3 separate regions of the Homo sapiens genome follow, and regions 2 and 3 are each linked to region 1. The links are chromatin loops, found by intact Hi-C in ENCODE. Cell type or tissue: mammary epithelial cell. All regions are shown on one strand. Each heading gives the region's core, and the rest is flanking DNA. Links, peaks and the distances in the headings are about the cores only.

Region 1 (10,682 bases), core at 1,100-9,099:
TCTTAGTACATGGCACCAACATGCACCCAGCAGCTCGTGCAGAAGCCCATGGGTGTTATCCTTGCTACTTCCCTTCCCTCTCACTCCCAACATCAATTTCCAGGTCTGAGCAATTCTATCTGCTCTCTCTCAAGCCTGCCCAGGTCTCACCATCTCTACTGCCACCTCTCTAGTCTATGCTATCAGCACCCATTGCTTGGACCACTACAGTAGCCTCTGATGTGGCTTCCTGGCATTGCCTTTTAACCCTATATACAGCAAAGACATCTTTTTAAAATAACAAATATGGTCATGGCACTCCTCTACTTCAAAAGTTTTTTATGGCTCCCCAATGCTCTCCGGACAGTTTCCAAAATCCTTGACATAGTCTACAAATCATTACTTACCTCTCTAGTCTCAATTCTAACCACCCACGCTCTGTCCCCATTCCTTCAGCCCCGTCCCGCCCGCAAACTCCTAGCCTTTGTACAGGCACACCCTCTCCCAAGAGCACTCTGCCTCCTCTGCCTGGCTGAGTCACGCATGTTCCTTCCTGTCCGAGCTGAGACACAGCCCTTGACACAACTGCAGCAGCTTATCCCTAGAGCTGTGTGTCTTGTGCCTTCCCCCCAGGCTTCACTGCTGACTGCACTCCTGCATTTCCAGTGCCTGGCACAGTGCCTGCCACACAGCAGCTGCCTGATAAATATTTGCTGAATAGATGTGGAAATAAGTTAAAAACAACATGGTAAACTTCAAACAGAGTAAGTGTTACGAGAAAGAGAAGAAAGATAAAGTCGGTCAAAAGGTGGCATGAGACTGACGCTAAGCGACTGATGATTTTGAGAGCCTGCCTCCATTTTTATATGCTTTGGTAATTTCTTTTATACTTTTAAAAAATAAATTCCCAATTCAATGGCATTTCTAAAAATAAGTATAGTGGAATTTCTAAGTATACTGAAAAACCTGTAATGAAACGGTCAGTAAACCATAATCTGACACCCAGTTCAAGCTCCCTCTTCTCAGCCAATACACCTTTGAACAGTATAGCTTTGCCCTCCCTTCTCAATTCTCAGAGTATAAATTCACAATCACAACAATTCAGGACTTCCCCTCCACGGTTACCCACTTAGGTATGTCCTGCCTCCTCACTTGGAATAAACTTGGAGAAAGCTATGTCCCTAGTACAGTCTCTCACAGAGCAGGTGATCAATGCGTCGAAACAGAATTTCTATGAATGCTTCATCCCTGGCTTTACTCTGGAACCTTGTTCTGTGCAAGGCACTAATAACAGGCTATGATTCACAATCCCTAAGATAGTATGCAGTTGACAAATTTGGGCATTATTTTTCATACTAACGGTTGGAAAAGTAATGGATATTTCCTAAGAGACTTTTTTTTTTTCAATAAAACCTTTTATTGTTGATTCTGTTTTAAAAGAACTTCTTAGAATTCAAGTGGCAATCAAATGTTATCAACGCTCTGTCCCCTCACGTAGCTGCGGACAGCAGTTTCAAAGTTCTGTGCCAAAGCATTTACCCTGAAGGCTAAAATCAGACCATCTTTACCACAGTCTACTTATGACACTCAGGAGAATCATAATAACTTCTCTGCATTGCAGTCTCTGAGTAATGGGCAAGGGAGAATTGAACTACTGCCGTCTTCCTCTGAAGCATCAGGTGTTTGGCTCAGCTGATGAGAAAGCGAAACCACATGTGTTTTCCACTCCTTCTTAGATTGGTAAATTTAAATGAAACCAGCTGCCCTCGATTCTCCATACAGTCTGCTTGGCTAAAAGCACTCCTACGATCACTGTAATATTCTTAAACTTTCCTAATACAACCCCAAATTAGGGCATTTTAAGATGAAATGCCTAAATAAACATAAATGAAGGAAAAGCTCCCCTCAAAGGCAGAGTGACTGGCTCCGAGGAGAAATCAGAACAGCCCTTGTTTTGCCCCTCAGGTGCACATGACATGGACCAAGCTAGTGGTTACAGGGAGGAAAACAGCCTGTTCGACACAGCCAAACGTCGGCCACCTCCTGAAGTCTCAGGTCCAAAGGGATTCATGTCTTTCCCAAAGCAGGTTAACACAGCATAAAGACAAACATCTTATTTTAAAAGCCTGGAAAAGCGTGATACTGTATGAAGAGAAACTACATCAGCAATACTCAAGCAACAGGCTGCTCCCCTCTTGGCTTGATGCATGTCACCATTTTGCTATCATCCACGTGGCTTTGTGTCAGGGGTTAAGTGAAAGTTCACACTGGAGAAGCCGGAATAACTTACTCATCGCACTATCCACACTATCCATTTTGTTTGTAATTTTTTCAAGGCTAGCACATTGAAAAATACATCCTAATTTAAATCTAAAAAACTGGAAATAGTTTATTTCAATAAATATACTTAAAAAAAATCACAGAAGCACACGTTGATCACAAAACAGAGAGCGGTAAAACCTACGGAAGGCACCAGAGCAGGCTCACCAGTGTTGTAGGCAGTCGGCATTGCTGAGTACACAAGTCCTTGCGGAGGCAAGCTTGGGGTTGTCACAGACACGACTGGGGTAGCAAGAGGTTGAGTGGCTTGAGAACTACTGATCCTCTGGGTATTCTGTGAGATCAAAAAAGAGAAAATGTGTTCTGATGTGGTATTTATGTTGACTTAAAAATCACTTTCAATTTAAGTGACATTTTTCACAGTTTCATATGAATGTCATTTTCTGAAGCACTGATGATGTGAAAACTTCAAAAATACTAGTGAGAATAACTAAATATTTAATTTGAAGGGTCCTATTTTTACATTAATTCTTTTAAAATAGTTGATTAGTGTCAGACACCCCACGTTAAAATAGGAACTTCTGTTACAGGCATTAGCACTTCTATTTGTTGCACAAAATGAGGACTTGATGCCACTACAAATACTGTCAGACTCCCCTAAATGAAGTATGTGTAGGTTTTAAATACCTGATGATGGCAAAGGTCATCTGTATATATAGGGATTGTACGTCTATGAGTATAGGAATCAAAACTACTTTTCTTTGCGGTATTATTTACGTGTTAACACGGTTTGAAGTCATGGCTTATTGGGTGCAGCTTGTATTCTTATTTCTTTCTCTCCAATCATGCAGTTGACCTATTTTTTAACAACAGATTCGGACATGTATCCCTTCATAGTCCCCTGGCCTTCTGTAGCAGAGGCTTTGAGTAGAGAATTTTGAATCAAGTACTGCCGACAGGGCAGTGGAAGAGCAATATTAAATGCTTTTTGCCAACTGGATGCATCTGTGTAGCATCCTATCCATGCTGGGAATGGATAAAAAAAATTCAACTATTAAATAATCCAGTTAGTCTAAGACAGTCATTGTCCTTAACGTGTAGGAGTACGACAGAAGCAGTTTCTCGCCAAACTGGCTTAAGGTAACGGTTTTTGAAAATCAAAGATCAGAGGAACACAACAGACTCTGTGTCACTAGCACATAAGAAAGCCACAGCACAACTCTATTTGTTTTTTATAAATTATGTTACAGCCTGATAACTGACATTCGGGGGTCTGAGCCAAATCAGTAAAGTATAATTCAGTGCCTTTGAGATTATGAAGAGTTAGAATGTGATTCCATTTTCTCTATCACAATTTTCAAAAGGGTACATCAGACAAAAAGGCCTTTGGCTAGATGTAGACACTTACAAACATTCGATGAGGATCCTGATCTCAGTTTATTTCTTTTTAATTTCTACTTTCTAACCTAGGTTAGAAGATGTGAGAAAGATCATGTGGATGTGGATGTATTGCCTGAGTTTCTGTCCCAGATTCACCATTTCCTAGGCATTGGGAAAATAATTTGACCTCTCTGAACTTCTTCATTGTCAAATAAAGAAGATATAGCAATCTTTGTCCTGGCTGCCTTGCACAGCTACTGTGAGAATCAAATGAGGTTACTATGTCAGAAGTGCTTTCATAACTGAAGTACTACACAAATATAAGATAATATCCTTATTGTCCTAAGAAACCCTCTGTCCCAAATTTCTATATAACTGGTGGGAAAAAAGATACATATTTTTATTCCTTCTAATCCATAGCCTAGTCTACTGCAGCTTTCATGAAGTCAAGTTGTTCTAGTATTGCTCGGCTTCTAAAGGAATCTGTCGCTGGTCTTAACAGTACAGTCTTTAGTGCAGGCCCCAGGGCACCTGTCCTTCTGCACTTCGGATCAGAGTCATCCACAATTATACTTTAGAGCTCAAGGCAAGCTGAACAACTTTCTAAGTTGTAACGGACTGTGCTTCTGATTATATTTTGGTTCTGGCACATAAAGTTCTGCATTTTTAATTGATTAAGTTTTAAATAATATAAATGGCTGTTTATAAGTTTTTAGGTATGTATTTTAAAGTCTTCAAGGACCTAATATATTTATCTCTGAGGTTCTGTAATTACAGATGTACTCTGAGGAATGTGGAAAATCAATGTATGCCAGTTCGGAATATATTTTAGTCTCAGCATCAAGTTTATAAATTTAATGACTTTTCGAGATAGAGATCTACTTTGGACTTAATTTCTTCTTTAATATTTAGTCTGGAACTTCATAAGTCCAATCACTAGGTGAAAGAATACAGTATGACATAGTTTGGCCTGGACCCTACCTACTCCATGGCATCATCTTCATGCAATCTCCTGGCATGTCTTCAAAAGCAGTGAAGACTTCAAACACTAGTTCCACTCATCTAAGCTCCTCATCTCAACGGCACTGAGTTCTACAAGAGTGAGTGATTTTCAGAACCACAAGAGGGCAGTATAGTGCTAGATAATTCATGGACGCATTCACAACTCCTTGAACAGTGAGGTCTAACCTAAGGTGAATTATTTTAGCTTGAATTATAAACTCTCATTTACTGATCATTATGGTATCATTAAGTAAAGTGTTTCTCCAAAAGATATTCATAATATAATTCAAAACATTTACAGCTGACTAGAATATTTCAGTTGGCCAATACAAAACTACACCCAAAACTGTGAGTGATCACAAAGCTAAATAAAGAACAATCTCGTATTTTAAGGGGAACAGATAACCTTCTTTGAAAAGAAAACAAACTGTGCAAAACACACCAGCATGCATAAACATGGAATATTAAAACCAACGGATGCCTTCCTCCCCCATGCTTTCATGCACTCTTAACCTTTGTCCATGCTAAGAAACATTTTCAAGTTTTTATTCCCCTTAAAGTCCTTTAATTAGCAGCTGACTTTGAAATTATATGATGACTCCTGTGAGGTTTTGGTTTTAGTTCCTAAAGAAGAAATAGATCAACTGCAAGCTGCTTTTAGTCAAGTTTATTTTCTAGAGGAAAAGCCAACAGAAAACGTTTGTTTTGGAAAAAGGGCAATAGTTGCTTTTAAGAAAAGAGCGCCTTCTGATAGAAAAGTAAACTTATATACACATTCAATTACAGACATTCCTTTTAGTAAACAGGGAACCCCCTTGTGGTTCAGGCTGTATCATGCAGGATGAAATAATTCCAACGCTGAAAAAGGTGACCTCACCAAAAATGATGTAATCTTTTTGAAAGAGAAACAACACAACATCGTGTGTTACAATCTGAGGAACTTCGAGGGTGAAGTCATTTTCTAAAAATATTTCAATAATTTGGAGAGCTATATAAGGTATTTTGTATCTTTCCTTAAAAAAAAAATTAACAAGTATCCTATGCTCATGGACAGCTACTGTTTTTAAAGGCTCTATTCCAATGTTCCCTCCAACAAATAAAATGGGTCAACACATACAATTATAAATAGAAAAACTAGAGTCTGTAGTACCAGTAGATTGCTTTATTCAAAGTGTTTGAATAGTGTTTAAAAAAATTTGTGTAACAAAGGGAACATTGGTTAGATAACAACACGTAAGAGAATTAGTACTTTCTACATCTTTTTCAACTTCCTTCAAGCAGAAACCCACACTCACCAACTCCAATTCCTCTTCCTCCGACTGTACTCAGCACATAAGAGGGATAAGAGAGTTACTAAGACTGTTGGTACTCACAAACAAAATATTTCTTTAGAAAAAACATATTTGGACACTAGCAGCTGTCTGGAACTCTAAAGAGACGATTATATACACAACAGATAGAAATATAAATTACTTGTCTCTACTTGTTGAGTTTTCAAAAGACTAGAAAAATTATTTTAAATTCTCTAGGGCCAGTATTCAAAGACACCCTCCTACCCCAACTTGGTCTGCTCTCATGCTGGCCTCTTATACATAGTCATGCTACTGCAACAGTATTTAAAAGGGGTTCCTCATCATGCTATCGATCTGTATTTGGAACTGTGAGAATATCAACTCTGTACTTGTAACTCTGTATCTTAATCACCCTACTATTACCCCACCTGGTGATACATGTTATCTATCTCCTACTGAATTCTGCTTCTTGGCAGAAAGAAACTGCTGTATGTTTTATTTCCCGCAGGAGCTAGCAGTTATAAAACAACAGGAACACAAACATTTGTTAATAAATACATGAGTTTTAAATACCAGTTTTATATATGTTTATCATTTGCAAATATATTTTCATGTGAATAAAATGACTTCAATGGAGAAAAACCACATATTTGAAGAAAATGAGACTGAAGGAGAAATGAATTCATAAGTCATGTAAAGAAAAGAAATAAGGCTGGGCACGGTGGCTCACGTCAGGAGTTCAAGACCAGCCTGGCCAAGATGGTGAAACCTTGTCTCTACTAAAACTACAAAAATTAGCCAGGTGCGGTGGCAGGTGCCTATAATCCCAGCTACTCAGGAGACTGAGGCAGGAGAATTGCTTGAACCCGGGCGGCAGAGGTTACAGTGAGCTGAGATCACGCCACTGCACTCCAGCCTGGGTGACAGAGTGAGACTCCGTCCAAAAAAAAAAAAAAAAAGAAACATTTTTGCTCCTTTTCTCCATAACATTTAGAAAATATTAACATGCTAGAAACAGTCTAATCAGTTTTTACTTGTTTTACTTGAGTAAGTTAAGCTTCTCTGTCAGTCTGTGAAAAGTGTCATTGTAAGTGCCACTGATACATGAAGCCCTAATCTGGAAGAAGGTTTCTCTGTAAATGGTGTGTGTAAAGTAGGTGGGACCGATTACTTACTCTGAAAAACAATCACTTGATCTACAACTGCTATCTCCAATGTGGGCAAGATGCTATTCAACTGTTTTGTTATAGATATCTTTACATATCTCCAAACACAAGGTACACACCAAAATATACTGTCTAACATTATAGCTGTGTATGTGTAAAACATATGGTTTTCACTTTAATATACAGGAATAAGCGTGTAAATAGTTCATACGACACATTTTGAGTTTTCCATGGAGATCCTTCATGCTCTCCTAACAATCAGACATAACTTTATTAAGCAATTGCTAAAATGCTTAAATGGAGTTTGTCTCTAAATTGGCAGTTTACTAACAATTCTTGTAAACATTTCTGTACCCTACATGACATTTTGTAGAGTTTATTTCTGAAAGACAGTAGCAAGTATTGCATATCCAGTACCTGAAAGGTGAGCTATGGGACCATCCTAAATGCCATTTTTTCTTGGCTCCCTTTTGGGGTGTATTTCTTTGTTATGTATGTATGTATATATTTTAAACTATTTATTCTGAAATAATTTTAGACAGCATTTACAAAGAGAGCTCCCTCACATCTCACTCAGCTTTCCACATTGTTAACATCACAAGGAAATACAATGCAGTTGTCGAAACTAATAAAAATAATACAGCACCAATTAAAGCTTTGGACTTTACTTGGATTTCACCAGTCTTTCAACTGATGTCCTTTTTCCTGACCCAGGATCAGATCCTGGATCCCACAAGCCTTTAGTTCTCACATCTCCTTCGTCTCCTCTGCTCTGTGACAGTTCCTCAGTCTTTCCTTTTCATGACCTTGACAACTTGTTTTGCATGACCTTGACAACTTGTTTTGAAAGAGTGCTGATCAGTTATCTTATAGAATGTCTCTCAATTTGGGTCTGATTTTCATTCATAATCAGATAGAAGGGCATGGATTTTTGCAAGAATACCACAAAGAGACATGGCTTTCTTAGCATGTCATATTGGAAGGCACATGTTGTCTTTATGTCCCATTACTGGTGATGTTAACCTTGATCCTCCGGTTAAGGCAGTGTTTTCCAGGATTCTCTTATTTCTAATTCTCTAATTTTTCCCTTTGTAAGAAATGAATATTGGGGAAGAGACATTCTGAGACAAAGCAAAATAGCTTTTTACTTAAACTTTTTGCCCACTTATGTTAGCATTTATCCACTGACTTTGCCTGCAACAATTACCATTGTACTGTGGTGTTCTAATGCTGATTTACTCTCTCTCATTCTTTCTACATTTATTAATTAGTTATTTTCTAAGGAAGAGTTGTCCCTTTTTCCCCTTATTTATTCTATCATTTATTTATATCAGTAATGGACTCAATGTTTTTTATTCCCTGGGCTATAATCCAATACTATTGTTATTTTGTTACTCAAATTGTTCTAGTTTTGGCCACTGGAAACTCTTTTGAAAGGCCAGCTCCCGTGACTTTTGATACGCACTTTCTTAACCTCTGACAACCCCGGCTCATCCCGTTTCCCTGCCCCAGCTCTACAACAAACCATTTTTTTCCAAGCAGCCCTGAGTCCTTGTATTAGAAAATGGTGTTCTGAAACTAAAATCTGAGCACCAGGTATGTTCAGTTACTGGATGCTATTGCCTCACAGACCTCTCAGCAAACAGAGCTAGGAAATATATGATGTATACTAATTCATATGTACACACAACTGTACCTTTTTTGTGTGTGTGTGACAGGGTCTCGCTGTGTCAGCCAGGCTGGAGTGCAGTGGTACAATCATAGGCCACTGCAGCCTCGACTTCCTGGGCTCAAGCGATCCTCTCACCTCAGCCTCCCAAGTAGCTGGGACTATGGGGGCATCCTACCACACTCGACTAATTTTTGTATTTTTAGTAGAGACGGGGTTTCGCCATGTTGGCCAGGCTGGTCTCAAACTCCTGAGCTCAACATCTGCCCGCCTCAGCCTCCCGAAGTGCTGGGATTACAGGCACGAGCCACTGTGCCCAGCCAGACACATACGTACATATGTGTGTGTGTGTGTGTGTGTGTGTGTATATATACACACATATATACGTATGTGTCTGGCTGGGCACAGTGGCTCATGCCTGTAATCCCAGCACTTCGGGAGGCTGAGGCGGGCAGATGTTGAGCTCAGGAGTTTGAGACCAGCCTGGCCAACATGGCGAAACCCCGTCTCTACTAAAAATACAAAAATTAGTCTCCACTAAAAATACAAAAATTATATATATATATATACACACACACACACACACACACACACACACACATATAAACTCTTACTGAATCCTTCAACTATAACCCTGAAACACAGGCTCATTCTAGACCCCACCCCCAACCCCCTGGGTTATCTGCAACTTTCTCCTCCAACCATGAGAAACCTGGCTGCCTTTATCTACAATGTCCATTTGTTTATTTACATTTTATATTTATTTATATGTTCAACCCTTTGTGTTTGTGTATGTGAGGGATGAATTTACCATCTAGAGCACAGTGATTTGCTACAATTTCGTTGGTCTCTAACCTTACAGTATCCAGTCAAAAGTTTCCAAAGTTACTTAGACCAGGTTCTTGCTTCCTCACCCCTTCAATATCATGTTACTTATCTGTAATAAAGTTATATTCATGTGTGACAATATGCATTCCATCTTGGGCTCCCCCGGAATCTTTTTTTACTAAATTGCATTTAGTAAAAGTCACTCTTTGTAGGTACAGTTTCATGAGTTTCAACAAACACAGACCCATGCATCTAACAAAACAGCATCACACAGATTAGTTCCATCACCTCAAAAATTCCCTATTAACCCTTTATAGTCAACTCCTCTCTCCACTCCCAACCCATGGCAGCCAGTGAGTTTTGCATTTTCCAGAATGAAATATAAATGGAATCATACACTACTGCTTCTTTTACTTAGCAAAATTCACTTAGGATTCATCTGTATTGCTGGGTGAATAAACAGTTTATTGCTGAGTAGCATTTCTTTATATGGATGTACAGTGTGTTTATCCATTCATCTGTTGAAGGACATCTAGGCTAGTTTCAGTGTTTCACAATTATGAAAGATACGGGTTTCTTATAAGTATAGTTTTCAATTCATGTGCGTAAATACTCAAAGAGTGGCATTACCGGATTGTACAGCAAGTTTTTTTTGTTTTTTTTTTTTTAATTTTTAAGACAGGGTCTTGCTGTGTTGCCCAGGCTGGTCTTGAACTCCTGGGCTCAAGCAGTCTTCCTGCCTTGGCCTCCCAAAGTGCAGGGATTATAGGCATGAGCCACCCTGCCTGGCCAGCAAGTGTATATTTAAATTCATAAGAACTGACCAACTCTTCAAAGTGGCTGTACCATTTTGCATTCCAAAGATATGGGAGAGATTTTCTGCTTTGCATCCTCACCAGCATTTCTAGTTTTTGCGTTTTTGTTTTTTTTTTTGAGACAGAGTTTCACTCTTGTTGCCCAGGCTGGAGTGCAATGGTATGATCTTGGCTCACTGCAACCTTTGCCTCCTGGGTTCAAGCGATTCTCCTGCCTCAGCCTCCTGAGTAGCTGGGATTACAGGCATGCGCCACCACCCCTGGCTAATTT
Region 2 (10,682 bases), core at 1,138-9,137, 52 kb before region 1:
ACCATGAGAAAATTCTAAGTATGCCTGCTTGACAGTTCACCGTACTGAACTGAAAATGGAATATTCTTTGCACAAAACTAAAAGAAAAAAAAAACAAATTTAAAACTATAAGTAAAAAAGACAATTAGATTTAGTATTGCTCAGCATGGCAGAATACTTTTTTTTTTGTCCAGTGTCAATTTATGACAAGGATATTTCCAGCTTGGTTTGTTTAAAATATATTTGTACCAACAGAATATTTAGTTTGTTGTAACATTCCCATTTAGGTCTCTAAGTTTCACAATGTCTTAATACAACAATTTTTATTTTACTGACAACACTTCATTTGTTTTGAATAAATATATGATGATACTGATGATAACATGCATTTGTGTGCTTACGACTGTGCGTTCATGATAATATCACTAAGGGCTGGCCCTGTACTAAGTGCTTTATAAACATTAGTTCATTTCGTCCTCGTAGGAAATCAGTGAACACAATGTTACTATTAATCCCACTTTAGAACTAGGAAAATCAAGGCAGAGAGAGGTTATTTGCCCAACATCCAGCAGCAAGCAAGTGGTGGGACCAGGAAGGTATGTACTGTCTCTGCTCTCCCTCTAGGTCAGGCATATTCTATACTACACGTCTCATACGCATTGTTTCAATGAATGCTCACAGTGTCCTCCTGTAGGTGCTACTGTTAACTCCTTTGCAAAGGAGGAAATTGAGGCTTCAAGAGGCGAAGTGACTTGCTCTAATCACTGTGTTCCACCATATTTTATTCCACCAAATAAGCCCTTGTGTTCTATGTTACATTATTCTAACGGCACGCCAGGATCTAACTGTACTAGTTACACAGCTAGAACCTAATATGGTTATTCAAAGAGGAGCTCATGAGCAACCCAACCTTTGCCTCATCTTAGAAGTCTTGATGGTGAGAAATAAAATTGCAGCCACTAAATGTGGGTCTTGGGAACAGCAGAGGATGTCATCAAACACACCCGAACACCTGGCTAGAATGAACAGGGACCAGGACAGAGACAATATTACCCTCTCCCCTAACAAAGCAAAACTAAACTCTGTTTTGCAAGTCCAGTGCACCAGGATTATAAACGTCAGGAAATAGAATTTTAATGCCACTGTACACCTGCAAGAAATTGGCCTTTTCCTTAAAAAAAATCTAAGACACATTAGTGTTTTAAAAATGGATTTATATTGCTTACTTTGATTATGAACTGATATAGCACAGAACTATCAGGAGCCTGGCTCCTTTTAAAATATAGACAGTTACACTGTGTTCTTTCCTTCCTATAATCACTTTATGATCAAATGCAGAATATTTCAGTCTGCAATTTCCAATTTAATTCTTGTCCTCATTTGAGCTATTAAACTGGACTCCATTTCAGCAGTAACTGAGCTGACACTCAATCCTCTATTACTAATGACTGTATACAGCCATCTGCTTGAATGATTTTCACCATATGTGCTTAAAGAAAGACAATGTTTTTACATGCTTGCTGTAGGTAATACTTGAAAATCATAAAAGAAGAGCAAAATCAGAGTCAGCTGTAAAATTGCAAGGAAAAATGAAAATCCTAAAAATATGTTTGAAATCCCAAGAGTTAATATCAGTGCATTTTCTATAATTTCTAAGTCAATTCAAGTACAATTTGAAGATATTAGTTCCCAAACTGAAAAGAAAAAATTCATCACAGGTCATGATCTGTGATTAACATTTTAAAAAATTTAGATTAACATTTAAAAAATTATTCTGATCAAGTCAATTATGATTTGAGATAATTTTTTATTTTCAGTTTACTAAAAGGGTTTTTAAATAATTTCCCTGGCCATGCAGAATTTAGTTTGCTTCCTCCAAAACATTTTAGTAACATATAAGTAAAGATTATTTAATTTAAACCTTTTAGCAGATATTGTTCTGTAACTCAAATACAAATAAATTTTCTTATTTCTGGTTAAAGATTTATTTCACTTAGTTTATATAATTAACCTTCAATTAATTAATGTTATTAATATTGTGATATGTTTACATGTAAAAAATGGTGAGATTAAGTCCAAAAAAGTGGATATGGAGGAAAACCCACATACAACCAACACAGCAGACCTACCAGACATTCAAAAGAAAGTATGTCTGAATTGAAATTTAACTACAATTATGCCTGTTAATATTATTTTTATAATTGATATCTATGTGATGGCACCTTTACCTGCATTGCTAGAGTGGATCCTCACGACAGCCACATGAAGTGCTGAGTTCAAATATCATCTTAATTTTACCAATATGGAAACCGACGCTCTGCGCAATAAGCAAATTGCCCAAAGCCACGTAGCTGGTGAGTGACTGCTCCATGTTTCTCTCCTCCTTCTTTTGATTCTAAGTTCCAGGCCCTTCTCACCAAGACTTACTGCCATCTCTGTTGACTCTCATGTCTAACATAGTTTCGGAGACATCCCCAGCGCTAAATGTTCCCTTGGGGAAATATGCAATCGGTTGTTGCACACATGATTTGAGAGGGGGCTAGTTTTGTCCATTCCTGAAAACTTGGGAGGGGCATACAAACAGCCGAGGCGAGGACTCTGAGAATGATTAGACTAATATCTCACAGTTCATAAACTGCTGCCACATACATGGTTCCGGTTCTATTCTCACGGTAATCCTGAAGTATAGAGAGACAGCGACTTCGTGCATTTCATAAGAGAGCAAATTGAGGCTTACCACTTGGGGTTAAATGACTTGAACAGGATGACACAAGCAGTAAGTGAAAGGAGGAGGCAGGCCATGCACCCTGGTGTTATTAAAGTGCCTTTCTGGTATCAGTGCGCTTTGTGATCCTTTTAATTGTATATTTAATTCCAGTAACCAGATGAATCCAAATTTAAAATATAAATATGAAACTGCATTCCAAATCCAAATAAGGCAAATTCATTTTGGAACATCCATTATTTCAAGGCATCTTTATCAGAATTACTTTTATTATTACAAAAATGTGAGCTTGCCAGCACTTTGGGAGGCCAAGGTGAGTGGATTGCTTGAGACCAGGAGTTCAAGACCAGCCTGGGCAACATGACGAGGTCCCATCTCTACAAAAACTAGAAAAATTAAATGAGTTTGGTGGTGCCTGTGGTCCCAGCTACTCAGGAGGCTGAGGTGGAAGGATCACCTGAGCCCAGGAGGTCAAGGCTGCAGTGAGCCATGATCCCAACTCTGCGCTCCAGCCTGGACAACAGAGTGAACCCCTGTCTGGAAAAGAAAAAAAAAGAAAAAAGAAAAAAAAGTAAGCTCTTAATAAGCCATGTGAAATCTTCTCAGGCTATAAATCTACTTCATCTAGGTTAAATAAGATTATTGATAAACTTTTATTTTTTTGATTGAGATATTTGAAAATAAGCATGTGCATATTTGAAAATACATTTGTTTTTGTATAATATTGATTTTTCTTCAGAATTAAATATCTGGGCCAAGTTGATTAAATAATAGAGCTGTCATCTCTTCATTTTCATAGCAAAAATACTATGCTAAAAAGAGACAATTTTCCCAAAGGACCTTCTTTGTCAGGAAGTTTTCTGAGTGTTCAAGCATTGTTGTCCGTTTTTTAATGGTATCACCTTTGTTGGGACATTTTGGCCTTTCTCCATCAGCTGAATACCATCATTCTTTCTCGCGTTCTTTGTTCCATTTTCGGCAAGGAAGATGGACACTGCTGTGGTGACCCTGGCCTCTTGACAAGGAAGGCCCACTGATGTCACAGAAGCATTTCTGTTAGATATGGTTGGGCTCATTAGGCAAAAAGAGGGGTTTCTTTTTGAAAATAAAATGACATTAGGGTTTCTTTATACCCTGATCAATGCTAAGAATGAAGCTCTAATAATCCTTTAGGAATAAAAGACAATGAAAAAAGAATTCTTTTTTACATTAACCTTTTTTCCCAAGGTGTTCTTCCTCAATGTATTACCTCACCATATGACACAAAAAGTCTAGCTTCATGATTTATTATTCTGTATAGAACTGAAAGCAAGAAATATCTGTTAGCAAAATACCAACAAAAACTCAACCATTCTACTATGGGGATTGCAGTTCTCTGTTCCCGTAGCTCTTCCCAAAACGAACAAAAAACAAAATGGTACTTCCCTATTATAACTATCACAGAAAGATTAGATTTTTAGATATCGACTTCTTTGAGACGATAAAGTACAAATAATCTCTCAAGTTACTTTTCATTTTTCAAAATAAAAAATAAAAAATTAATTGGCTTTGATGTGATGAATTTAACTTTACCAATAACTGCTCCCTGGACCAATGCTTAAGTTTTGAGATTTTTTATAAGTGTACAGAGGTTGAATTTTATCAAAACTATCATGACATTAATCCAGGTAGACCACTATCTCTCCCTCAAACCTTCACTAGCAGGTGGTTTTAAAGATTGTTGCTATTGGTCTGATGGGAATTTATGGTAAATAAAATGTATGTGTCAGTTTCCTCAGGTGTGCATAATAACGGTATTTAACTCAAAAGCTTATAGTGAGCATTTGATAGGTTCATGCCTATAAACCATTTTTAAAGGTAACTGGCACTAAACTGTTAGCTATTAGCAGTCCAGTTATGACAGAATTAAAATTTAAACAGTAGTGCTGAACATTTACTGCCTCATTGTACTACTCCAGGGACAAGAAGGCAGATGACTTTCAATTATACAATCTTTTTCCAATATGATTTCCTAGATTCTGTTATATTTATCAATTTCTTGCCTCTCAGCTTTAAATTCATTCTTCAATATTTGCTCTGTGCTAATGAATGGGATTCCTTTAAGCATTTCTCCGGAACAGTGACTACATTGTTAAAATTTATCGGTAGAGGGCGATAGAGTGACATTGCAGGAGGAAGAGGGCTTCTGCTGGTTCCGGAGGCTGCACCCTTGGTCAGCAGAGCATGTGTGAAGACAACTGGTGATAGTTCCTACCATGTGGCTAAAATGTGTGCGCCCTCGGCAACCTTGCCATCCCAGTCCAGCCTAGCAACCCCCTTCCTAGAGCCCTCCCAATGTGGACATGCATATTCCAGTTGTCATCAGCAGCACACCAATGCCTTCTGTACACCTGCCCAGTTGCAGTCCAACTGCCCCCTGAAGAGGGACTTCTTGCTGGCCTAGTGAATGTGCATCACATCTGGTCTGGGCAAACCAACGACCTTCTGTGTCATCCAGTGAACAGCAATCGCACCTTCTCCAACCTCCAAGGCCTGAACCCAAGCCCTGGGGAGGTATCCAAGTTTGTCTTTCCTAAATCACTCTTCCTCAGGCCTAAGATACCTTTTAGCTTTCCATTGTACCTTGTAGTTATGTTCTTCTCATTGCTTAATAATTTTTTTTTTTCGAGACAGAGTTTTGCTTTTGTTGCCCAGGCTGGAGTGCAATGGCATGCTTTCGGCTCAGTGCAACCTCCACCTCCCAGGTTCAAGTGATTCTCCTGCCTCAGCCTCCCAAGCAGCTGGGATTACAGACATGTGCCACCATGCCCGGCTAATTTTGTATTTTTAGTAGAGATGGGGTTTCACCATGTTGGCCGGGATGATTTCGAACCCCTGACCTCAGGTGATCCACCTGCTTCCGACTCCCAAAGTGCTGGGACTACAGGCATGAGCCACTGCGCCCGGCCAATAATTCTTCATAATAAAGCTTCTCTTGTTTAAAATACTACATGTCTATAGCACCATCTCCTTGGTACTGGCCTCCTGATAGTGAATGAGTTCTCATGAGATGTGGTCAGTAAAAATTTGGCACCTCCCCCTACCCCGACTCTTGGTCCTGTCCCTGCCATGCAAGACGCCTGCTCCCTCTTTGCCTTCCGCCATGTTTGGAAGCTTCCCAAGCCTCCCCCAAAGCAGAAGCCACTACGCTTCCTGTACAGCCTGCAGGACCATGAGCCAATTAAACCTCTTTTTATAAATTACCCAGTCTCAGGTATTTCGTTACAGCAATGCGAGAATGGGCTAATACAGCAGGCTATATCTGCATGGATGCTAACTATAGCAATGTTTACATTGGAAAAAATAGGAAACAAAGTGAATGCTGCTGATGGGGAAATGGTTGGATGAATTATGTTTCATTCATACCCTGAATAATAGCATCTCTGGTTCAATTCCACTAGAAACAGACTCTAAGATTGAGACTAGTGAGGTTATTGGGAACTGCTTTGGGCATCACTCCTCTGAGACAGGCGTTACCAACCCATGGAGAACTGGAGCTGAGCAGGCTTTCAGAGTGGTCCTGAGTGGAGCTCAAGAGCCAGGCATTGGGATGTATACATTAGCCAGTCATTGGCTGTGGATGCCCCCAGGATGAGTCTTAACCTTGAGTGAAGTGGCCCCTGCAGCAGGCAGTGATTCCCAAAGAGAGACTCAGCTATGAGCCACAGTGACCAGCAATCCTAGAGCTGGGGGGATCTGTGTAGGGCACTGCAGCTTCCACTACTGTCCACCCATCACGTTAATAGGGTCCACGTGATTCCTGTGGCCAGTTTGCCTGATCTGAGAACAGCTCCTTTAAGATTCTGGTTGGTCTCCGGTCCTGGAGAAACTCACAGGGGAAGTCCAGTGGGACAAACTCCAATCCCCACAGCTGCCACTGGTCACGAGGCCCCAGTGGATGCATATGGTTTTCCTCCTCTATAGCCCATTCTGGTTTCCCCCTTGGCCTCAATAACTCCTCCACTAGGCAGATGGCAAAGGGGTCTGAGCCCCTGGTCATCATGCCCTGCCCAGGCCTGCCTCTGCTAGGGAAGTGGCAAATGACACCTCTGTGGATAACCTGGGGACCAAAGGCATTGTTCCCTGCCCCACGGTTTACCAGCAGCGTCCACCTCCTCTCTGTGAGGGTCAATTAATTGGCTTCACACTCCCCCAGCTGAGGTATGTTGAGTCTGGACCCTAGTTACTAGTCAGGTGGTCCAAGGAGAAGGAGGCAGATCCCCAGGAGTGAGGGAGGTGCATACAGAATCACAAGGCAGAAGCATCTGCAATTGTCTTCAAGCAAGGGGTCAGTGCTAGCCCACTGCAGGCCCAGAGGCTCAGGAGGTTCTGAGGTTTTAGGGTTTCCAGGTGTATCAACCCAGTTCTCCCCACCCCATGACTCAGGGTGGAAGCTTACTAAGGTTGACCAAGAGCATTCAACCTTCTCGGCAGCTCTGCTTCTCCTGTAACTAAGTCTAGGGCCTGATTCTCCATTTTTTCTTCCCATCAGCTGCGTGAAATGAGATTCTCTGCCTGCGCTGTCAAGGAGGCCCTCGGGCTTCCACACTGAGCCTTCTATAGCTGAGTAATCACCCTCACCTTTTGTCTTTTTTAATGCATCATTTGCCCTCTGAAATAGCCATTTGATTCTACGATCCTTATAATTACGAGTTTATCTGCAGCTCCCCAGATCCTGAAATACTGCACCAGCTGCTGAATTTCTTTCCACCAATACCCCACCTGCTATGGACAGAATGTCTGTGTCCTCTCTAAGTGCATATGTTGAAGCCTAACGCCCAGTGGGATGGTGTTAGGCGGTGGGGCCTTTGGGAGGTGATTAGGTCACGAGGGTGGAGCCTCATGCTGGGATTAGCGTCCTTATCAGAAAAGACACAAAAGAGATGGTTTCTCTCCATAAGGTGAGGACACAGCAGGAAGGCAGCCATCTGCAAGCCTTCACTAGGAAGCTTGCTTTCACTAGACACCAGATCATCCAGCACCTTGATCTTGGACTCTCAGGCTTTGGAACTGTCAGAAATAAAGATCTGTTGTTTAAGCCACAGGTCTCTAGTGTTTTGTTATGACAGCCAGAGCCAAGACCCATGAGAGTTGCCCATTGCATCCCAGGGGCACCACAGAGGTGACAGGTGTTCCACCTCCTGCCAGGAAGTGGCTTTGCATTGCTGGGCAGCAGCGCATCCAGCTCCAAACTCTTACTTTGGACTCAGCTTCCTGAGACACCCCCTGGCACCCACTGCCCTAGGGCAGGTTCCTGGTGACAGGCTTCAGATAGAGACTTCTGGCAAGACATTTACAGGGGAATGCTCTTGGGATAAGGGAGGCAGGTTTAGACATTTGCATCAAAGGCTCAGCCCCAGGCAGAGTTGGAGCTGGAATGGCCTTCAAGTGTCCCTAACTGAGGCAAAAGGAGCCCCTTTGTGTCTATGTAGCCCTGTACTGAGCAGGCATTGAATCCAGGCTGTCCTCAGGCGGGACAGTCACCACAGGCAAGGCAGCTTCCTGGGCCGAGGGAAATCCCAAGGGAAGGACTGGGGTGTGTCGAGCCCCTCTTGGCACTGGGGGAACAAGTTCCTTCTCTAAGGGGGTGATCTGTGTGGCACACCCCAGCATCCACTACAATTAGGTGGCTGTAACATGAATGAGACAGAGGAATTGACATGCAGAGCTGTTGGGTGAGAAAAGCAAGACAGAAAAACCCAAAAGGTCCTGGTGTGCCTGTGTCTGTCACATACATATGTACACACGCAACCTCCCACTGCTGGCCATCTGACCCCACGACAGCACCTCCCTGGCCCTGCCATTCTGCAGGCCAGGCACTTGCTCACAGCCTCAGCCCCTTCTTCCTCTGCCGGGACTTCCTTCCACAAGAAATCTATGTGCCTCACTCCACTAATTCCCACCATCTTTGTTCAAATGTCACTCATTGGTAACGCCTGTAATCCTAACACTTTATTCAAATGCCACTTATCACTCACGCCTGTAATCCTGACACTTTGGGAGGCCAAGGCAGGAGGATGGCTTGAGCCCAAGAGTTCAAGACCAGCCTGGGCAATATAGTAAGATGCCATCTCTCCCCAGACTTCTAGAATACAGCAGTCTTCCTCCCTCCACCAGCTTTATCTTCCTGCATAGCATTCGTTGCCATTGACATCATATATTTACTTCCTTTTATTCCAGTGTCGCCTGAACAAATCCTTTCCTCACTCTCCTATTTTATAATAAATAGCGATCACCCCACTCCTTAGAAATCTGCTTATCTCCCTATTGGATTATTCTGAATCACTTTACCATGTCAACTGTTTTGCTTACTTATTTAGTTTGGTGCAAAAGTAGTTGTGGTTTTTGCCATTACTTTTAATTACAAAAACCTCAACTACTTTTGCACCAACCTAATAGTTTTTAACCCTGTCTTCTCTATACCGGAATATGAGCTGCAGAAGTGTTTTGTGCCTGTCTTAATGGCTGCTGTATCCCAGAGCCTAGATAAGCTATTTAAAGTGATAAGCAACTTAGAAGACATTTTAAAAATAAGAAATGGGCTGGGTGCAGTGGCTCACGCCTGTAATCCCAGCACTTTGGGAGGCCGAGGCGGACAGATCATGAGGTCAGGAATTCAAGACCAACCTGGCTAACATGGTGAAACCTGACCTCTACTAAAAATACAAAAATTAGCCAGGCATAGTGGCACACACCTGTAGTCGCAGCTACTGGGAAGACTGAGGCAGGAGAATTGCTTGAACCTGGGAAGCAGAGGTTGCAGTGAGCTGAGATTGCACCACTGCACTCCAGCCTGGGCGACAGAGCAAGACTCTGTATCAAAAGAAAAAAAAGAAAGAAAAGAAATGGGTCGGGTGCAGTGGCTCACACCTATAATCCCAGCACTTTGGGAGGCCAAGGCAGGAAGATCACTTGAGCCCAGGAATTCAAGACCAGCCTGGGCAATATAGTAAGACTCCATCTCTATTATTTTTAGAAATTATAAAATAGTTTTTCAAATTAAAATGTAAAAAGAAATGGAGCACAGTGTAGGGGAAGAAAGATGTGATACCATCACAATGGTCATGGCTGGCACTCCTAACAAAAGAGAGGTTAACAAGAGAAATGCCTATCAAATGTATTTACTCATAGTGTTATGTAATACAGGAGGCCTCAGCAATGAGTCTATAAACCAAAAGGTCTCTGAAACAGGCCTCAAGCAATTTAGAGGTTTATTTAGCGAAGGTTAAGGACGCACCAGGGAAAAAGAAACACAAAACCGCAGGAAAAAATCTGCGATCCCTACTTTTCCCCAAGAGAATTTTGAGGGCTTCCGTATTTAAATGGGAAAAGCAGGCAGGAGGGGAAGGAGGGAGGGTTCGGTCACATCACTGAATCCACATGTTGGAGGGGAAGGAGGGAGGGTGCGGTCACGTCACTGAATCCACATGTTGGAGGGGAAGGAGGGAGGGTGCGGTCACGTCACTGAATCCACATGTTGGAGGGGAAGGAGGGAGGGTGCGGTCACGTCACTGAATCCACATGTTACATGTGAAGAGGAGGGGATATAGGCATAGTTGATTATATATTCATCAAACGCTCGGCAAGTCGGCACTTTACACAAGATAAACACGGCAGCCACCTGTGGAGATGGCTGGCCTCTGCCTGGCCTTTTCATCTTTCGCTGTCTGCTGGGCAACAAAAGGAAAGGCAGCTTCTTGCCTGACTCAGCTTCCAGCTTCATTTTTCCCTTTGACATAGTGAACTGGGGTCCTGAGATTTTATTTTCCTTTCACAACCCCAAAACCCAGGGAGAACTGTCTATATGCTTGGATTCGATGAAGAATGGACAGAGTGTGATCTAATGGTGACAGGCTGAAGGGGGAACCCTGCAAGGCCTGTCTGTCCAGATTCATCTTGGCCTCTCTGGGTAGCATTGCGTCCTCCCAGATATATATTC
Region 3 (8,000 bases), core at 1-8,000, 330 kb after region 1:
CTTTGGGAGGCTGAGGTGAGCAGATCACGAGGTCAGGAGATCGAGATCATCTTGACTAATACAGTAAAACCCTGTCTCTACTAAAAAAAAAAAAATTTAGCCAGGCGTGGTGGTGGGCGCCTGTAGTCCCAGCTACTTGGGAGGCTGAGGCAGGAGAATGGTGTGAACCCAGGAGGCAGAGTGAGCCGAGATCATGCCACTGCACTCCAGCCTGGGCGACAGAGTAAGACTCCATCTCAAAAAAAAAAAAGAGATTGGAACAAGGCAAGGATGTCTATTTTCACAACCTTAGTCAGCATAGTACTCAAAGTCCTAACCACTGCTATAAGGCAAGAAAAAGAAATAAAGGCATACAGATTGGAAGGGAAGAAATAAAACTATTCCTTAGCAGACAGCATGACATGATTTTCTATGCAGAAAATCCCAAGGCATCTACAAAAAATACTCCTAGAACTAATATGCCAGTTCAGCAAGGCTGTAAGATATACAGTCGAAATATGAAAATCAGTAACATTCCCAGATGCTAACAATGAACACATGGAAATTGAAATTTTAAAACACAGTATCATTTACAAGCACACAAAAAAGTGAAATATTTTGATATAAACTTAGGAAAACGTTTAATGATTTATATGCTGAAAATTATTTAAGATGCTGACGAAAGAAGTAAAAGACCTAAATAAATGGAGAGACGCATCATGTTCATACATTAGAAAACTCAACATAGCATATATGTCAACCGTTTCCAAATTAATCTATAAAGTTAAAGCAATTCTTATGAAAATCTCAACAAGGCTTTTTGGAGACAAAGATAAATTTATTCTAAAAATCAGTGGAAAAGTGTAGGGCCTAGAATAGCTAAAAAAATCCTGAAAGGGAAAAGCAAAGTAGAAGTATCACTCAACCTGATATTAAGGCCTACCATAATCTAAACTATAGTAATTAAGACAGTTTGCTATTGACTAAGAGATAGACACAGATCAAGTGAATGGAACAGAGAATTATAATACAATTATATTAACAGAGATTTATATAGGCTTCATGACCTTGGGGGTAGGTAAAGATTTCTTAGAACACAAAAAGCATTACTATAAAATTGAAATGGATTAATTTAACTTTATCAAAACAGAAGACTTGTTTTCAAATGACATCTTTAGGAAAGCGAAAAGGCAAGCATCACTTTTGAATTTTTTTCTTAACTCAGGAAATTCTGTAAATTTTGAGTTATTAGATACTTTTGCATTACCTCTAATTTTAAAAAATTAAAGTTGGCTGGGTAACGGTTAATGGGTACAAAAAGTAATCAGAAAGAATGAATAAGACCTAGTATTTGATAGCACAACAGGGTGACTACAGTCAGTAATTGTGCATTTTAAAGTAACTAAAATTGTATAATTGCATTGTTAGTAATACAAAGAATAAATGCTTGAGGGAATGTGATTTTCATGATGTGATTATTATGCATTGCATGCCTGTATCAAACATCTCAAGTACCCCATAAATATATATATCTACTATGTACCCACAAAAATTAGAAATGAAAAAAATTTTAAAAATAATTTTTTTTAAAAAATGAAGTTGGTTAGAACCCTAGTTCCAATAATTTTTATGCTACACCAGGATGTATACATTTGAATAAATCACAATTGAAAAGAACCACAGACATAAAAAGTGCATTTTGGGGGATTCGCTGATGAAACTTAACACAAGGAGCAAAAGATAATTATGTTAAATGCAAATCATTCATACAAGGGATACATTTCATACCACAGCCATTTAGTTTTTAAAAATAAAGCTCCTCATATGGTTTAGCTGCGTCCCCACCCAAATATCATCTTGAATTGTAATTCCCATAATCCCCATGTGTCGTGGGAAGGACCCGGTGGGAGGTGATTAAATCATGGGGGGGTGGTTACCCCCATGCTCCTGTTTGCGTGATAGTGAGTGAGTTCTCATGAGATCTGATGGTTTTATAAGGGTCGTTTCCCTCTTTGCTCAGCAGTTCTCTCTCCTGCTGCCATGTGAAGGACATGTTTGCTTCCCCTCGAGCCATGATTGTTAAGTTTCCTGAGGCCTCCTCAGCCATGTGGAACTGTGAGTCAATTAAACCTCTTTCCTTTATGAATTACCCAGTCTTGGGTATTTCTGCACAGCAGCATAAGAACGGACTAAAACAGCTCCCAAGCAAAAGCATTCAATTCCATGAAGATACGGGATTTACACTCATTAAAGGATAATGTCCTTTGGATCATCATTAACTACTTATGAAGCTCACGGGGGTGGAGTAACCTGGAGGTTTCATATTTGTGCAACAAATAAATCCCAAGGCTGTGTACTTATTTGCTTTTGGGAGACTCATCTAATAACATATTGTATCTGCTTGTTGTATTAATAATCTGAGTTATTACAAGTACACCAACCAATCTGCTGCCTTAAGAATGGATTCATGTTGGTTAAGTCCTTTAAAATCCAGAACTGTGGCACCAGAGACATCAGAGGTCTGGGGAAACACTTTGAGCTAAGCAATAAGCTCTACAGTTAAGAAAAAGATGCTGATAAATTCTACAAAGAACATCAGACATGACATTTGTTGCTTTAGAATCTTTGAGCATATTTACAGGCAAGGCAGAAGAAAGAGCATTTCAGCTTGGTTTTAAAATACAGAAATACCACTATTCCTTAAAAGAACGAATCACAATGCTGTTGGCACATATTGGAGCCCACAAAAATCATAAGAAATGTGCGATTTTTTCTGCAAATATGTTTCCTGATTAAAAACACAAAGCATATATTTGACTCGTACAGGAAGTCAAGCCAAAAGAAAAAATAGTATTTATAAGACAAAGTTAAAATCCTGAGCTTGTGTACATATTAACTTACTCAAGAATCATCTAATAACATATTGTATCTGCTTGTTGCATTTATGTTAGTAGTGACTGTCTCTCATGGGAAGATTCTGTGTGCAGAAACAGAAACAGAAATGTCAAGCAGACTTCTTTCTTGATTGTGTCATTGCCCTAGACATTAGGAATGAGATATGTATGAGAAAAGAATTAGGTGGTGGGGTCAAAGCAGAATTTTCAGTACCTACTGCAGAGCACAGCCCATGACAGATGGTCAACAAATAATTTTTGAATGTTGTAAGGAGGAAGAAACAGCTAAGAACAATTTACTTAAATTTTTGAAGACTATTTCACTTGTGGGAAATTTCATAAGTCACCTTAAGAGGGTGCCAACGAATAGGCTTCTGCCAAAAGGAAAAACAAAATCCCCAAAATGAGTATGCAAATAATGTTGGTGTGACTGATATTACTTGGCTTCAAAGAAGCAATAGCCACAAAAAGCAAGGGTAAGGAAATATGAAACATTTCATAAGTGAGGAAACCAGATAAGAATTATATAAAAGAGCTTATTTTAAAAATAAACTACTAGTGAGTGGGAGAAGGGAGTATTAGTTGTTTTGAAAGACAAAAGGAAACTGTAAGACCAAGTCAGTTTTGCAGGCCCTCTAACAAACAGGTCTTTACCTCAAGGCACAACAATCACTCAGACATGTGGCACTCTCATAGAATCACTCCGGCCCAGAAGACCAAGAATTCCTGAAAGAACCAAGCTATGTAAATCTGAGCTTGAAAGTGGCCTGATTGAAGCCCATGGAGCCCTCACCTACCACAGCACCCGGCTGGCAGTAGATGTTCGAAGTGTGTTTGCTAACCAACTGGATAAATTAATAAACAAGAGGATGAGTCTTTTGAGTTACTTGGAAGTAACCTGAAAATTTTTTTTACAAGAAGCCATTGGCATACTAATGTTTTGTTTTTGTTTTTGAGAGAGTCTTGCTCTGTCACCCACCCTGGAGTGCAGTGGCGCGATCTCAGCTCACTGCAACCTCTGTCTCCCAGGTTCAAGCAATTCTGCCTCAGCCTCCCAGTAGCTGGGATTACAGGCACTTGGCATACTAATGTTTTAATAATTAAAAATATTTTTAATTTCTAAAGCAAATACCAGTTTGTTACAAAAATTTAACACTACTCAAAGGAAACCACTGTTACTTTGGTGTATGAGTCCTTCCCAAGACTTTTTCTATATATACACAATTGTTTCAATATGTGTGTATGTGCATGTATTTACTATATATGTGCACATAGATATACACATATATTCACACCTATAATTGCTTGACAAAGACTGGATCACACTATGCAATCTTTTATGTAACTTGCTTAATAACATTTGTAATTGAACAAAAAAATTTGCCATAACAATCTTTCCTTTTCTTTTTTAATATGTATACAGTTTTAGGCAAAGGGCTTTTTCAATGCCTCTAGAAATAATTTTTTTTCAAATATTGTTTTGTAGATTTGTAAAATTATATCCCAAGTATATGGAGTTGAAAATGAAAGTTCTCCTTCCACCTGACTACCTCATAACTCCACATTCCCCCCTTCCCAAGATACTCATAGTAAAGAGTTGGAGCTCCATCCTTCTGGACTTTTTAGTGCAAACACCCAAACCATACACACACACACGTGTGCATGTGTGTATATGTACATACGTACACATACACATATATTTCGAAAGTACCTTGTTCATAATGTTAGAGAATATTTAATTTTGTATTTATGAGTTTATGAGTTGAAAGTATATTTAAACTCATTATTTACAAGTTTATTTATTTCGAGATTTCTCTATGCTAATATGCTGGTCCACTTAGTAGCTAATTGAACAGCACAGTGGCTAAAACACAGATTTGGAGCCAGACTATTGGGGTTCAAATCCCAGCTCTGCTATGACACCTTGGCCCAGTTTGCAATCTTCCTGTACCTGTTTGCCCTGTAAAAGGGATATCACAGGTTGGACCATACGCATATGACTTGTATGATTCAACTTAATGATAGTACCTATCTTACAGTACTAAGAAAAGTAAAATAGCTCAACTTCCAAACTAGATCTCTTTATCCCCAGGACTACTGGTTCTTCCATTGCACGCCATGGCTTATTACACAAAAGCAGAGATAACACAGCAATAAAGCCTGAATGCACTCTGTACTACCCGTTATGGCTAAAGCTTAACCCAGCAATATGGGAAGAACCATTGGGTTACCGGCCTACCTACAGTTCCTGTCTCAAAATACCCTGGTGATTAAAGTAAGACCTTTTAGTTAATTTTATGTGTCAACTTGGTTAGGTTATGGAGCCCATTTGTTTGGTCAAATACTAGCCTAGCTGTTGCTGTAAAGGCATTTTTTAAAGATATGATTAATATTTAAATCAGTACACTCTGAGTTGAGCAGATTACCCTCCATAGTGTGGGTGGGCCTCATCCAATTAGTTGAAGGCCTTAAGAGCAACAAAGTAGAAGGTATTCTCCCTAAGACTGCAATAAAGAATCCCTGCCTAAGTTTCCAGCCTGGTGCCCCGCAGAATTCAGACTCAACACTGCAACTTCAACTCTAACCTCAACGTCCAGGCCGCCAGTCTGCCCCAGTTCTGAACGCGCCAGCCTTTGCAATTGTGTGAGCCAATTTCTTAAAATCAGTCATTCTCTCTCTTTCAATGTGAGAAATTTTGCTATCAGGAAGTGGGATGCTGCTGTGACAAATACCTAAAAATGTGGAAGTGGCTTTGACATGAAGTAATGAATAGAGGCTGGAAGAATTTTGAGGTGAGTGATAGAAAAGAGATTATTGGGAGAAATAAAGAAGAATCTAGTGAGGGCTCACAAAAGAAAGGCAGGAGCTATAAAGTTTCTAATGTCTTAGAAAATACATTGTCAGGAACAGAATGTTGCTAGAAATAAAAATGTTAAAGATGCTTCTGGTGAGGTCTCAGACTGCAAATGAGGAATGTATTATTGGAAACTGGAAGAAAGGTGATCCTTGTTATAAAGTAGCAAAGGACTTGAGTGAATTGTGTTCTGTTGGATGGAAAGCAGAATTTGTAAGTGATAACTTGGATATTTGGCTGAGGAGATTTCTAAGCAAAGTGTTGAAGGCACAGCTTGGTTTCTTCTTGCTGCTTATAGATGTGAGTAAAATACAAGAGGAGAGAGATGAATTGAGCACATTATTATTAAGCATAAGGAACCAGAACTTGAAGATTTGGAGAATTCTCAGCCTATTCATATTGTAAAACATGAAAGAGAACACCAACAGTGTGGCTGGACAATGGTTTGCAAACAGATTAGGTATGTGACTTCTGGATCATCAACTATTTCAGCAAAAATACTGCTAGCTTGTACTGAACAGGACAGAAATGGGATGAGATGAAGAAATGCTGTCAGACTTCTGGGATTTTAGGCAGGATGGCCAAAAGAACTACCTAGATGCAAACATATGTTATACTTAAAGAGAAGAAAAAGCCCAAGGGTAGGGCAACCTTCTCAATTCCAGGGGCAGGGCAACCTCTTTGGTTCATCCAGGACTAAGGGGGTGTGATTGCCACCCCACTGGGCCCAGAGAACAGAGTGTGGAGCCAAAGAGGATTATTCTTAAGCCTTAAAATCTAATGGAATTTCACCTTCTAGATTTTAGACTTGAGACCTGTGACCCCTTTTTTTCCTTCTAGCATTCTCACTTGTGGAATAGGAATGTCTATCCTATTCCTGTCCCAACATTACATGCTAGAAGCAGATAAATTGTTATCTGGTTTCATAGGTTCATAGCTGGAGAGTTTTGCCCCAGGATGAATTATGTCCTGACCCATACCTGATTTAGATATTTAAGATGAGATTTTGAACTTAAGGGTTGATGCTGAAATAGATTTAGGACTTTCTGGGCATGGGATGGGGTGAATTCATTCTGCATGTGAGGACATGAGTTTTGGGGGATGTGGTATTGTGAAATATATATTTAGTCTTAGACCCTGTTTCCTGACATATGGCTCCTAAAACTCTGAAATCTCCTAAGTGATTAGAGTATCATTCATATGCTAATGAGACAACTGGTGGCTTGGGAATCCCTGGGTAGCTTCAGGATGTGTGCTGGTCACCAGAAAGACCAAGACACAATTAGAGGGTTGGGACTTTTAGCCCCATCCTTGACCTTTGGGGAGGGGAGGGGGGCTGAAAGTTGTGCCAATCACCAATCATCAATGGTTTAATTAATCATGTCTATGTAATGAAGCCTCCATAAAAGCCCAAAGGACTGGGTTTGGAGAGCTCTGGGATAGCTGGAAGATGGCATGCCCAGAGAAGGCATGAAAATTCCATATTTATTCCCACAAGCCTTGCTTTATACGTCTCTTCTATCTGGCTGTTCACCTGTATCTTTTATAATAAACCAGTGAACTCAAGTGCTATGGTTTGAATGTCCCCTCCAAAGTTTATGTTGACATTTAATTGCCAATATGACAATATTAGAAGGTAAGGCCTTTAAGAGGTGATTAGGTCATGAGAGCTCTGCCCTCATGAGTGCCATTATCACAGGAGTGGGTTAGTTATCGTGGGAGGGGGTTCCTGATGAAAAGGACAAGTTTGGTCTGATTTTCTTTGTCTCTTGTGCCTGCTGCCCTTCTGACATGTTATGATGCAGCAAGATGGCCCTCACCAGACGTGGCCACTCGATCTTGGACTTCCCAGGCTCCAAAAGCATGAGCCAAATAAACCTCTTTTCTTTATAAATTACCCAATCTCAATTACTCTGTCATAGCAGAATAAAACAGATAAAACAGTTACGTGTTTCCATGAGCTCTGTGAGCCACTCTAACAAATTAACTGAACATGAGAAGGAGGTATTGGGAACCCTGATTTTATAGCTGGTTGGTCAGAAGTACAGGTGACAATCTACAACTTGCAACTAGCATCTTAAGTGGAGGCAGTCTTGTGGGACTGAGCCCTTAACCTGTGGGATCTAATGCTATCTCCAGTAAGATAGTGTCTAGAAACTGATGGCCTTACAGGACACCCAGCTAGTGTCTACTGGAGAACTGACTGACTGGTTGCTGGTGGGGAGAACTTCCCACAAATTTTGGTGACAAGAAGTGAAACATTCAGTGTTATA

Evidence for each region. Hi-C counts contacts between places; a loop is a spot of excess contacts. Peaks named below come from ENCODE experiments on the same cell type or tissue, not always from the same donor. Only the 100,000 strongest peaks of a DNase experiment are listed, where the experiment ranks them.
Region 2: it touches region 1 in a loop (11-fold over the local background); 24 of 110 quality-filtered maps call a loop at or near these places.
Region 3: it touches region 1 in a loop (3-fold over the local background); 4 of 110 quality-filtered maps call a loop at or near these places.

The regions. Positions count from the first base shown.
Region 1 is chr15:99,698,640-99,709,321 of GRCh38, reverse strand. It overlaps MEF2A (myocyte enhancer factor 2A), which reads right to left. Exons shown (of 12, transcript NM_001319206.4): 9 at 5,937-5,960; 10 at 2,467-2,593. Among named protein-coding and RNA genes, the nearest start is that of LYSMD4, 29 kb to the left of the region's middle. In mammary epithelial cell, for the core only: CTCF peaks have their summits at 4,757 (motif pointing right) and 5,456 (motif pointing left); DNase peaks (open chromatin) are centred at 1,601, 4,761 and 5,511; H3K27ac peaks cover 2,770 bases.
Region 2 is chr15:99,750,178-99,760,859 of GRCh38, reverse strand. No RefSeq gene overlaps it. Among named protein-coding and RNA genes, the nearest start is that of LYSMD4, 22 kb to the right of the region's middle. RefSeq lists a silencer at 610-810. In mammary epithelial cell, for the core only: a CTCF peak has its summit at 4,852 (motif pointing right); no DNase peak of the experiment used is centred there.
Region 3 is chr15:99,366,931-99,374,930 of GRCh38, reverse strand. The region is part of intron 9 of LRRC28 (leucine rich repeat containing 28); the gene reads right to left. Among named protein-coding and RNA genes, the nearest start is that of LINC02244, 31 kb to the left of the region's middle. RefSeq lists an enhancer at 3,126-3,185. In mammary epithelial cell, for the core only: a CTCF peak has its summit at 3,239; no DNase peak of the experiment used is centred there.